Linked DNA regions of Homo sapiens: region 1 is linked to region 2. A link is a loop called in an ENCODE intact Hi-C map of the cell type or tissue named here. Cell type or tissue: endothelial cell of umbilical vein. All regions are shown on one strand. Each heading gives the region's core, and the rest is flanking DNA. Links, peaks and the distances in the headings are about the cores only.

What was found. Hi-C counts contacts between places; a loop is a spot of excess contacts. Peaks named below come from ENCODE experiments on the same cell type or tissue, not always from the same donor. Only the 100,000 strongest peaks of a DNase experiment are listed, where the experiment ranks them.
Region 1: a loop joins it to region 2, with 7 times the contacts of the local background. A loop is called at or near these places in 1 of 110 quality-filtered maps.

Annotation. Positions count from the first base shown.
Region 1 is chr10:110,393,405-110,398,785 of GRCh38, reverse strand. No RefSeq gene overlaps it. Among named protein-coding and RNA genes, the nearest start is that of SMNDC1, 91 kb to the right of the region's middle. RefSeq lists enhancers at 2,763-3,012, 2,781-3,075. In endothelial cell of umbilical vein, for the core only: no CTCF peak of the experiment used is centred there; a DNase peak (open chromatin) is centred at 2,865; H3K27ac peaks cover 3,380 bases.
Region 2 is chr10:110,072,798-110,078,178 of GRCh38, reverse strand. The region is part of intron 1 of ADD3 (adducin 3); the gene reads right to left. Among named protein-coding and RNA genes, the nearest start is that of ADD3-AS1, 67 kb to the right of the region's middle. In endothelial cell of umbilical vein, for the core only: no CTCF peak of the experiment used is centred there; DNase peaks (open chromatin) are centred at 1,358, 2,638 and 3,698; H3K27ac peaks cover 3,876 bases.

The DNA.
Region 1 (5,381 bases), core at 109-5,108, 320 kb before region 2:
ATTCCCATGGAGACGCTGGTGATTCATTGCCCCTTCCAGCGAGTGGGGCCTCTATCAGGATGTGACTTGTAGTAAACAAGTCACAAGATGCCATCCAGGCAAGAGGGAAATGGGGAGGGGAGGATGGTGTCTCATCCTGAGCCTGGGCATCCTGGGCTTCGTAAAGTGCCTACCTGAGGCCCATCCCCAGGCTGCAGTGAAAAACCTTTCTTTGCCTGGGGGGAAGCACACTGGAAAAGGTCACTGCCAAAACCTTTTGAACTCTTTTTCCTGGAAGGTTCCAGGACCTCCATTGCCCTGGCCCAGAGGTACAGCGACTCGAGCTTGGGCAGTGAGTCCTGGTGCCCGGAGAATATCTCTCCCAGGGCTTCTGAGAGGTATGCATAGATAAGTCAACCTATGGAGTTTAGAAGAGCTGGGCTGAAAAAGAAAAGAAAAAGCTAAATCAACCTGCACACCATTAATTGGCACCTACTATAAGTCCAGCAGGGCCCAGTGGCTGACTTGGGATAGGTGCTCAATAAAGGTGTGTTGCCTGACTGAGTAACTGAACCGGGCTCATAACTCCAGGCCAGATGAGAAAACAGAGGAGGCACATCCCAGCCTTCAAGGAATTCAAAACCTCACTCACAGTAATAACACAATTCACAGAACAATTAAGTGTTAAATTGCGAGACTCTCCCTAGGTGTTCTAGGAATTTTAAATGGGGGCTGGGACCTTAGGAAGGCTTCCTGGAGGAGGTGGACTCAGGTTGGTTGAGTGGGGAGGCTGGAGGTAGGTCTGAGTGTGAAGGGGGTTCAAGATGAACATAGCGAGGAATGAGGCAATTGTGTGATCCTTTGGAGTGGGAAGGTTTTTAAATATCCTGCCTGATGCCCACAGGCCTGTACCACAGTTACAGGGCTTGGTTGTGGAGGTTGACCCCATGCCAGGAAATCACTGAAGACAGGTATGTCCGTTATTGCCTGATTTTATGGGTGAAGAAACTGTCCCGTCTTATGGGTGAGGAAACTGAAGCTCTAACATGCTCAGTAAATTACCTGAAGCCACATGGATACAAAGGGGAAGAAAAACTCAACTTGCGCTCTTCAACATGTGGGCCGCTAGCCGTGTATCTGAAATGTAGCTAGCCGTGTGAGTGCTTGAAATGTAGCCAGTCCCAACTGAGCTGTACCGTATGTGTAAACAACACACCAGATTTCAGACCTACTAAGAAACAAACAAAAAATATATAAAACATCTAATTTATAGCTCTTGTTAGTACTTATTACATGTTGAAATAATATTTTGGATATATTGGATGAAATAAAATCTATCATTAAAATTACGGTTAACCTTTGAACAACACGGTTTGAATTGAGAGGGTCCACTTATACACAGATTTTCTTCCACCTCTGCTGTCCCTGAGACAAGACCCACCCCTCCTCTTCCTCCTCAGCCTATTCAATGTGAAGTCGCCAGGGATGAAGACCTTTATGATGAACCACTTTCATTTAATGAAGAGTAAATATATTTTCTCTTCCTTATAATTTTCTTAATAACATTTTCTTTTTTAATGGCAAGGCTTCTGGTCAATAGCAGGCTAGTTATAGTCAAGTTTTGGGGGAGTCAAAGTTATACTTGGATTTTTGACCTCATAGGGGTTGGCACCCCTAATCCCCTCATTGTTCAAGGGTCAACTGTAATTTCATCTGTTTCTTTTTGCTTTTTAAATGTAGCTACTAGACATTTTTATTTTACTTATTATTTGTTTTTCTTTTTTAGAGACAAGGTCACCCTATGTTTCCAAAGCTGGCCTTGAACCCCTGGGCTCAAGTTATCCTCCCGCCTCAGCCTCCTATGTAGCTGGGACTACAGGTGCACGCCACCATGCCCGGCTAGAAAATTTTGAATTATATACGTGGCTAGCATAATGTCTCTACTGGACAATATCCCTGCCAAGTAGCAGCGCAGCCTCAGCAGACACCTCTAAAGATGGTGTATTAGATCATTAGAGCTGCTGCAACAGAGAACCCCACAGATTGGGTGGCTTTAATAATAGAAATTTATTGTCTCACAGTTCTGGAAATTTATTGTCTCTGACTGGAAGTCCAAAATCAAAGTGTTGGTTCCTTCTGAGGCTCTGCCTCTCCTCTAGCTTCTGGAGGTTTGCTGGCCATCTTTTGGGATCTGTGGCTTCTATAGCTGAAAAGCGTTATGAATTCTATGCTTTCCATCACCCTGGTTCTATCCCTGCCTTTGTCCTCACATGCTGTTCTCCCAGGGTCCACATTTCTCCTCTAAAATAGCAACACCCATCATGTTGGATTAGGGACCCAACCTACTCAACTAATGACATCTACAAAGACCCTATTTCCAAATAAGGTCATATTCTGAAGTACTAGGGGTTGGAGCTCCAACATATGAATTTGAGGGTCACACAATGCAACCCATAACAGATGGGGACTCCCTCCCTCTCCAGGAGCCCATTCCATATTTGGATCACCCTGAATGATCTTCCTCTTGTGCCAGCCCAGAGATCCACAAAGGAGCCTCCTTAAAATCTCTTGCAAATGCCCAGCCCCACTCTGTCAGGTGGTGCCAGGGACCAGGGACACCCTCATTTCTTTCCTTGGAGCCCAGGTATGATGGGCCCCACCCTGGGTGAGACATATCTGTTAACGATAACCACCTGGAGAGCAGGAAGGAGAAAACTGATAAGGGAGAGAAGGTTAAAAATAACCCATGAGCTGCCCACATGACCTTTGCCCTTTGCAACTTTGATTTACAAGCATCACAACCAGGAGATCACCTGGGTCTATGCTGGCTGTAAAACCTCATGGCTGACGCAGCTTTCTACTCAGTGGCCTGGGAATTTCCAGTCCTGTGGTGTGACCGATACACAGAGGTCAGGCAGTTGTTTTTCTTTCTTTTTTCCCTGGCAGCCCTTCAACACCTTCCTAAGAGTGGGAGGGGTTCTAGTGAGGGCTCTGACTTACCGCTCTTTGTCCCTTAAGAGGAGGGAGTTGGCTTAGGAGGACTGCACTGTCCTTCAGAGCAGCCGGGTCACTGGGACCCAGTTCAACCCCTGTCCTAGCATGACTTGGGAGAGCTACGGAGTTTATTTCAGCCTCGGTTTTCTTATCTGCCAAATAGGAATAAGAAAGAAGGTTTGCCTTGCCTGTCCTGTCAGGTGCCAGTGAGAAACCATCTAAGAGGGCATCTGGGCCCTGGGGTTCAAGGAGGACTGAGGTGGTCACCAAGCCCACCTGCACTTCAGTCCCCCTCGCACATTGCACATACATGAAGTGTGTTCGGGGCCAGGTCTTAAGGTGCTTTGGGTCCCTCACTGTCCAGGATGGGGTTCCCAGCGGAGCTGCATCAGCATCCCCTGGGAGCTTGTCAAAAATGCAGACTCTCAGGCCCTACCCCAACCTGCTGAACCAGAATCTGCGTTTTTAAACAAGATCCCCAAGAGATGAGTGTGCTCATTAAAGTTTGAAAAGCCCCACTTCAGTGGACATTATTTTGCCTGTCTTGGGCCCATTCCCCCTTCTTCTGGTAAAATTGATCGTATTTTTTTGGGGGAGAACCATGGGCCCCAACTCTGGCCATATGTGCTTCAGTAGGGCTAATCCACTCTCCAGAACCCTGAGGGCACACGAAAGTGAGTCCTGGCCAATCCAAATCAACGCTGGGACTGTGGCTGGGCACAAGGACCTCTCTTTACATGGCTGTTGTTCCGCTGTAGGATGGAGTCTGGAGGTGGGCTCCGCCATTTTGGTCACGATTATGAGAATCTAAGAGTGGAATCCTTGAAAAAAGGAGCAGAAGAGGGTGTGTGTGTGAGTGAGTGTGTGTGTGTGTGTGTGTGTGTGTGTGTGTGTTTAAGAGAGAGAGGAGGATTCCAGATCACATCTACTGAGCTTCCATCTTTGTCCAAATTCAGATCGACTTCCTGGCTTTTCAGTGTATATAAGCCAATCATATAAGACCGAAAGAACAGGTCTCGTAGGATGTGATGACTCCTGCAGGAGGCAGGTAGGAGGATATCTGAGCAGGCAGATGATAAGGGATGAGAGTGTTAATGGTAAAATAACTGGCAGTGAAAGACATTTCAGGCAGGTGGTCCTACTTGAATGCCCCCTTCCAAGCACATCTGTGGTGCAGTGTGTCCCATTCCTGGAGCCAGGCCTGACCTGCCCAGCCTGCCTTGCCCCCACCCCCGTCCCCAGGCTTTTGCTAGGAGCTCTGGACTCATAAGCTCGGGCCAGCTCTGGCATCGCATTGCCTGGGCATCTCCCTGCTTCCAGGATGGAGGCCCCAGGAGAGAGGAGGCTGTGGCCCGGGGCTGAGGACAACAGCCAGGGCCCAAGGCTGTTTAAGGAAAAGCCACAGTTCCATTGTATAGACCTGTAGACAGAGGGGTAAACTCAGAGGAAATGAGTTGCCTTGATGCACACGTTGATAGCCAGGGGCTACGTCTACCCGGCCAGGCCCAAACTGCGTTCCCCAAGACATTGACCAACCTTCCCCATTTGATAATGACTGAAGGGGTTTCAGGACATTGGCCAACCAGGATGAGTTTGATTGCCTATTCCCAGAGGTTTCCGGAGCATGCATTGGGACAGGCAGGAGTGGTAGGGTGGGAGTCCTGGGATGCCAGGTCGGGAGGGGAATCCTCCTGCCTCCGGGAAGCATGGGGTCTGCTCCCAGGGCTGCTTTCCCAGAAGCCAGAGCACCCTCGCCCCTGCAGGGCTTGGAGGGGGAGTGCTGAGATGCAGGGATGGAAGAATCTAGGCATGAGTATGCATGTGTGTGTCTGTGTGTGTAGAGGTCTCGTGTGTGTGTGTGCTCACGCCTATGTGCAAGTGGTAGTATCAGTGGCCAAATGAGAGGCAGTGCCTGATGTGAAGCTGCTGGGTATGAAACATGAGAGCTGTGAGAATCGCCTGAAGACTCCATGGGCCAGGGCTGAGTCCCTGAGGGGCAGGTGTCCGTGTGTGAGGGGAGGGAAGGCTGGGAGTCACCTTTGCATCTATGAATCCGCCACGCGTGTGCCTTGCAGGTGGGAGTGGAAACGGTGGGAGGTGTGCGTGGAGACTTACCTGCTGCCTATGGGAGCTGGTTCTGTGTGGTCATTCTGTGTGTCTGTGTCAGCTGTGGGGGTTGTGATGGGGAATATTGCTGTCTTTGTGAGTCTGTTTGGGGCATATGGATGAGCACTGGGTGTGTGGGCAGGGGAGGAACCTGCTGCCTGTGGAATCCACATGTGGGTCGAGGGCCTGTGGGCTGGGCAGCGAGTGCCCACAGTGATGTGAAAATACGGTGTCAAGTGTGAGCCCACTGAGTGGGTGGGCAAAGCTGTCCCTCCAGAGTCAGGCCCGGCATTGTCTCCCTG
Region 2 (5,381 bases), core at 154-5,153:
CTTTATTCTTACATCCTTATGAAGTTAGAAGTCAGCTAAATCCAATTACTACCAAGTAAAAAGGAGGAAGCTGAAGCAAGGAGATGCTAAGAAGTCTTAGTTCAAAAAGGATGACACAATGTCACCCCTGCAAGCCTTACAGAAATTAGCCATTTTCAACATTCAGATTTGATTTCAACAGAGGCAGTTATTCAGTTTGCTTGCACCAAATGAGTGTCTACCCAAAGTGTACACATGACCACACACCAGAGAGTATAGATAACACAAAGCACAGCCTCTCTCTCTCTACATGCCCACTTCAGTCAGTGAATAATTAAACACTCCAAAGGCATTTAAAACTCAGGTACAAAGAGAAACTCAGTGTGTGAGGGGGAAAAAAGATCAGACAGACCCCCAGTTGCGAAAAAAAAAATTGCTGAACATGGACCTCAATGAACAACAATAATTCTCCTATAGTTCAACTCACCATTCACGTCACAAACTCTAGAAAGAACACAGAAGCACGGAACTGATGAGGCATGGAACAGAACTTTGGGCTGCAGCCTGCCCCAACTCTTCTGACAAATACCCAACAGCAACAGGACAAAGCATCATTATGACAGAAATAAAAGGCTCTTTAGAAGCTGCCTTTTTTTTAATTCAATGAACCCACTCTTACACACAAAGTTCATGTCACGATGTCTCGAAATACAGTATTGCCAGATTATGCTATTAATGGGTCCAATAAATTCAGTACAAAACACTGCTTCAAGCATTTTCAAGTTAAATAACTAGCACATTTGGGAGAATACTATTTGCCTTCATTTGAACAGTCAGTGTCATCCCCAAAATCGTTAAAAATAACAATTCAGTAAACTGTTTAAGAAAGAGAAAGAAAAAAAAAAGCAGACAAGTGAACTAAAAGAAAAAAAACTTAGTGGAGTGATAAAGCCAGAGGCTCCTCCCAAAGAAGAATATTGCATGTTACTAGCAGCTGGCACAAAGCTTAACCATCTATCTTATCTGTGTTTCCCCTTAAGCTGTGAGCAATCAGTATTACAATAGACAATCCATTACTTACAAAAAAATTGAAGTGCTGTACATTTCTTAAGCTGGTTTTTGTGTGGCAATTCTGTTGCAATACTGCCCTAACAATGAACTTTGTTTTAAAGAGCAAGATATCCACACTCAATGTGGTTAGAGCAAGGGTGGAGCTCACTCTGGGGGAAACAACACACCCAGGCAGACTTCAGTGAGAGCAAACTGCACATTAATATTGCCACACATTTTTCAGAGCCTTGGAGTCACAATTAATTCATTAGTCCTCCTAAAAAAGTGGGGGAGAGTTCATGTTTGTAGATCAGCTTTCCTGCCTTGAAGTAAAATGTATTCTCATTTCTTGTTTGTGAAGAAAGTAAAGATAAAATGCAAGACAGATCACACAGTTCAACCAACAGAATGTTAGATGGAAGTAGAGTACTATAAAGGAAGTCCAACCATGCCAACTTCTAAGTTTAGCAACAGCAGCTTTTACATATCTCAAGGTGTCAGAAGCATTGCTCATTCTAAAACATTACTTCAGCCTGTTTCTGGAGGTCCTGACCATGAACACAAATTACCTCTTTCTCTCCTCACCAGTGCTCTAGTTCTCCTAGCAATACACAAACAATAAAAACGTTTTATTATCAACTAGCAATAGTTCCCTTCAAAATAAGATTTATTTTGAATTTATGGAGTTGCTCTGGTAGAATATTGAAATGTACATGTAAAAAAGAAAATTATTTATTATGCATACCATACTTTAAAAAATTTTATACTCACCCACTTTTTCAATAATTTTGTAGGAATTTTATTTTAAAAAGTTTTCCACAGTATGTATAAATACTGTACAAATATCTTTAATAGGATCTAAAATAATTTATCAGTTATTGAAACTATTAACAAACATCTGATACTTATTCAAGTGATTTTAACCAATACTGTTTTCTGTATACGCATATTCAGAAACACAACCAAGAGTTATTTTTAATTGAATTCCTATAATCATAAAATTAAAGTTTGAGTAAAATAAGCATATAAAAAACTATGTAATTGTTTACATAGAATTTAAAATGAACAATGGAAAAGGATTTGAGAGAACACCAGGAAAATATTATTTTTAATGATGCATGTTGTCATGTTACTCTAGCCAAGAGCTACTCTCTCACATTGGAACAATAATTCAGTCTGGAGTATTGAACATTTCAATATTTTGAGAGATGGCCTAGAACATCCTCTCTCAGGACCCTAGTGAGGGGCTGTTGATTGATCTTGCCTTTGTTGGATTATGAGGTCACTCTTGCCACATGATAAATTAACCATTCCAACATACTCTTCTCATAGTCTAACAGCATGATTTATTTTTTCAACCATCTATGTAATTATCAATCACCTGCTGCTATCTCTTGGCTCTTCCTCATCTCCCCCCTCAAACTAACAATTCAAAGTTACCAGTTGGTTATTATAGTAGAAGAATCCTGTCTTGATACTTTTTGGATTTGCACTGGCAGAATGTGTTTTCAAGCCAAACTTCACTTTCACAGCTGCAAAGGAAATGACAAGAGAAGAAAAACACAGCCAATATATATCAGCAATTAATTCCATCCACAACTGCCCAGCTGTTTGTGCATGGAAGAATCAGTCTGTTTCCTTTTGGGGCTTTCACCACTGAAAATTGATACTGCACATTCAGAGACACAAGCTGTTTGTAACATGTCAGGAATGTGCACAAGATCACACAGAGTTGAAGAGACAAAATGAAATCCAGATCTAGTTTTCTTGGGACTTGCCAGTATTATTTCATAGCTTTAAAAAAAAAACAAAAAACCATAAAAACACCCCAATCACAGAGAGAGCAAAATACATGAAAAAATATTCTCCCTTCTGAATATCACCCTTCCAATAAAGGAGAAAATCTGCCAATGATATCAGATTTAGTATCAAGAATAGACACTCTGATTTACTGGCACAGACAAGGTGTGACATTCTTAGGAATCCACATGCCCTCAGTATGTTAAATCCAGCCAATACTCTGGACTACACAGCTACTTGCCCAATGTGTAGTTAGTCCCTTTAAAAAATCCTTATAAATGTGAAAGTTGTTGGGAACCAATGCTTCCACCACAATCATGCAGAAAAGCAAGTTTTTCTTGGTTAGTCTTGATATTATTTGGCACTCACATACACGCCTGTTTCAGGGATTCATGTAAATTTACAGATCCAATCTTCTAGGGTAACTTTCAAGCAGTGAAATTTCTCCTTCCCTCCCGCCTCCTCAGTTTTGTAGATTTTAAATAAAAATACTCTACTGAGTGCCAGAGGCTTAACAACTAAAGTATGAGCTTGTGTGCAACTCATGAAGCATGCTATCCCCCTTCTCTCCTGTCCTCCAACTCCAATTTTATTTCAAATATTTGTTTCATTTAAATTTTGTAAAATGTCATTCTGTCATATTGTATTTTCAGTACATAAAATGACTTGCGATTAGTTATTGTTATGAAAGTTAGCAAAAAGAGAAAGATAGCATTTTAAAAACAAAGTAATTGAAAACATATTTTAGCTTTGTTTAAGATAAAAAAAAAAAAAGGAAATGAGGTAGCCCCATGACTGAATTCATTGTCCTAAGGGCCTTCCCCTTCCCCTTTTGCCCTCCAATCAACGTCAGCTGCACAAGAGTTCACGCACTCCTAGTGCCTGTACATTCTCAAATACAACATAGACAGGACACTCACTCTGGGCACCACTAGGGTCTAGGGCTTGATCAATGAAGAGAAGACAAACTGTCTACTCCAAATAGGGGAGTGAATGAAACATTCCATAAGCTTCCAAATGGAGATGTTTTCAAGTGCCAGAAATCAAACCAGCACAATGAGAAACTGTCTCCAACTAAAGTGCTATGAATCCCGAAGTCACAAAGTTTGATTTGTTAAGGAACTACTAGGCATCTCAAACATGTGGTAGACTAAAAGTACAAAACCAAAAAAAAGGGCTTTTCCTTTTGAACAAACATCATCTGGTCAAGGATATATCGGGTTGGGGGAGGAGAGGAGACAAGTTTAATCTTTGGCTGATGGTGACACCAACTTCTAGAAATGTGGTATAACTATTAGTGACTTAAAACAGCCACAGAGATGAGCTTTGCTTGGCAAGCTTCAGCTCTGTGGGACATTCAGTCTAGCTTGAAATGTCTATGGAAAGTAACCTCTCCATCTACTACAAGACTGGCTAAGGAAAAAAAAAAAAGGTCTGTCTAAACTGTTTAAATCAGGTTAAATTCATGTTAGTCGGGGGTGGGAAGGTGGCTGCTTCCATGGGTTCCTCTACTCAGTTGGGAGCACCTTTGTATTCCAACAGATAGCACAGAGCTTAGAGCTTAGCCCACTGAAACCATCCGTTAAGTGCTGAATGGTAATAGGCATTTAGTTATAATAAAAACAAAACAACTAAGGATGAACACTCTCCAAAAAGGAAAGCAAAATGACAGAAAAATAGGGGGCAAGGAGATGATCAGAGTAAAATGCATGAAATACTAAAAAGATTAAAAACCAACTGTGCAAACTTGTGTGTCCTCAGAGATCTAAATGCTGCTCAGCAGTTAAAGTGCCACTGGAATAATTTAGACTGCTGTGCCGTGCACTTTACATACTTATTCCATGTACTTCCACAGCAACCCTATCGGTAGTACTGTCATGATGCCTCCTTTACAGATAAGAAAACTAGGGCCGGGCACGGTGGCTCACGCCTGTAATCCCAGCAGTTTGGGAGGCCGAGGCGGGTGGATCACGAGGTCAGGAGATCGAGACCATCCTGGCTAACACGGTGAAATCCCGTCTCTATTAAAAATACAAAAAATTAGCTGGGAGTGGTGGTGGGCACCTGTAGTCCCAGCTACTCGGGAGGCTGAGGCAGGAGAATGGCATGAACCCGGGAGGTGGAGCTTGCAGTGAGCCGACATAATGCCACTGCACTCCAGCCTGGGTGACAGAGCTAGACCCAGTCTCGAAAAAAAAAAAAAAAAAAAAAGAAAACTAAAACTCAAAGAGGTTAAGCAAATAAGGTCATACAACTAGTGGCAATGGAGATAAGTCGAACAGTGATTTTTTCATCCCTGGTGATTTTCACAATAGGCCAATTTTACACACACTATGGAGGTTCTAGGTTGAAGAAAACTCAGTTGTGGGATTCAGCTGAGGGAGTAAAACTCAAGGGGAGAAAAAAAGGCCTGGACAAAAAGTAAACCAAAGCCAAGGTGTAAGAGTTGTGTGAGTTCTATGTAGGAGGAAGCTTCATGAAACAGTCTGCCATCCTATAGTTTTAATTCAGAGATGTCCCTTGAACTGTAGAAGGGCTCAAGAGTAGCTCTT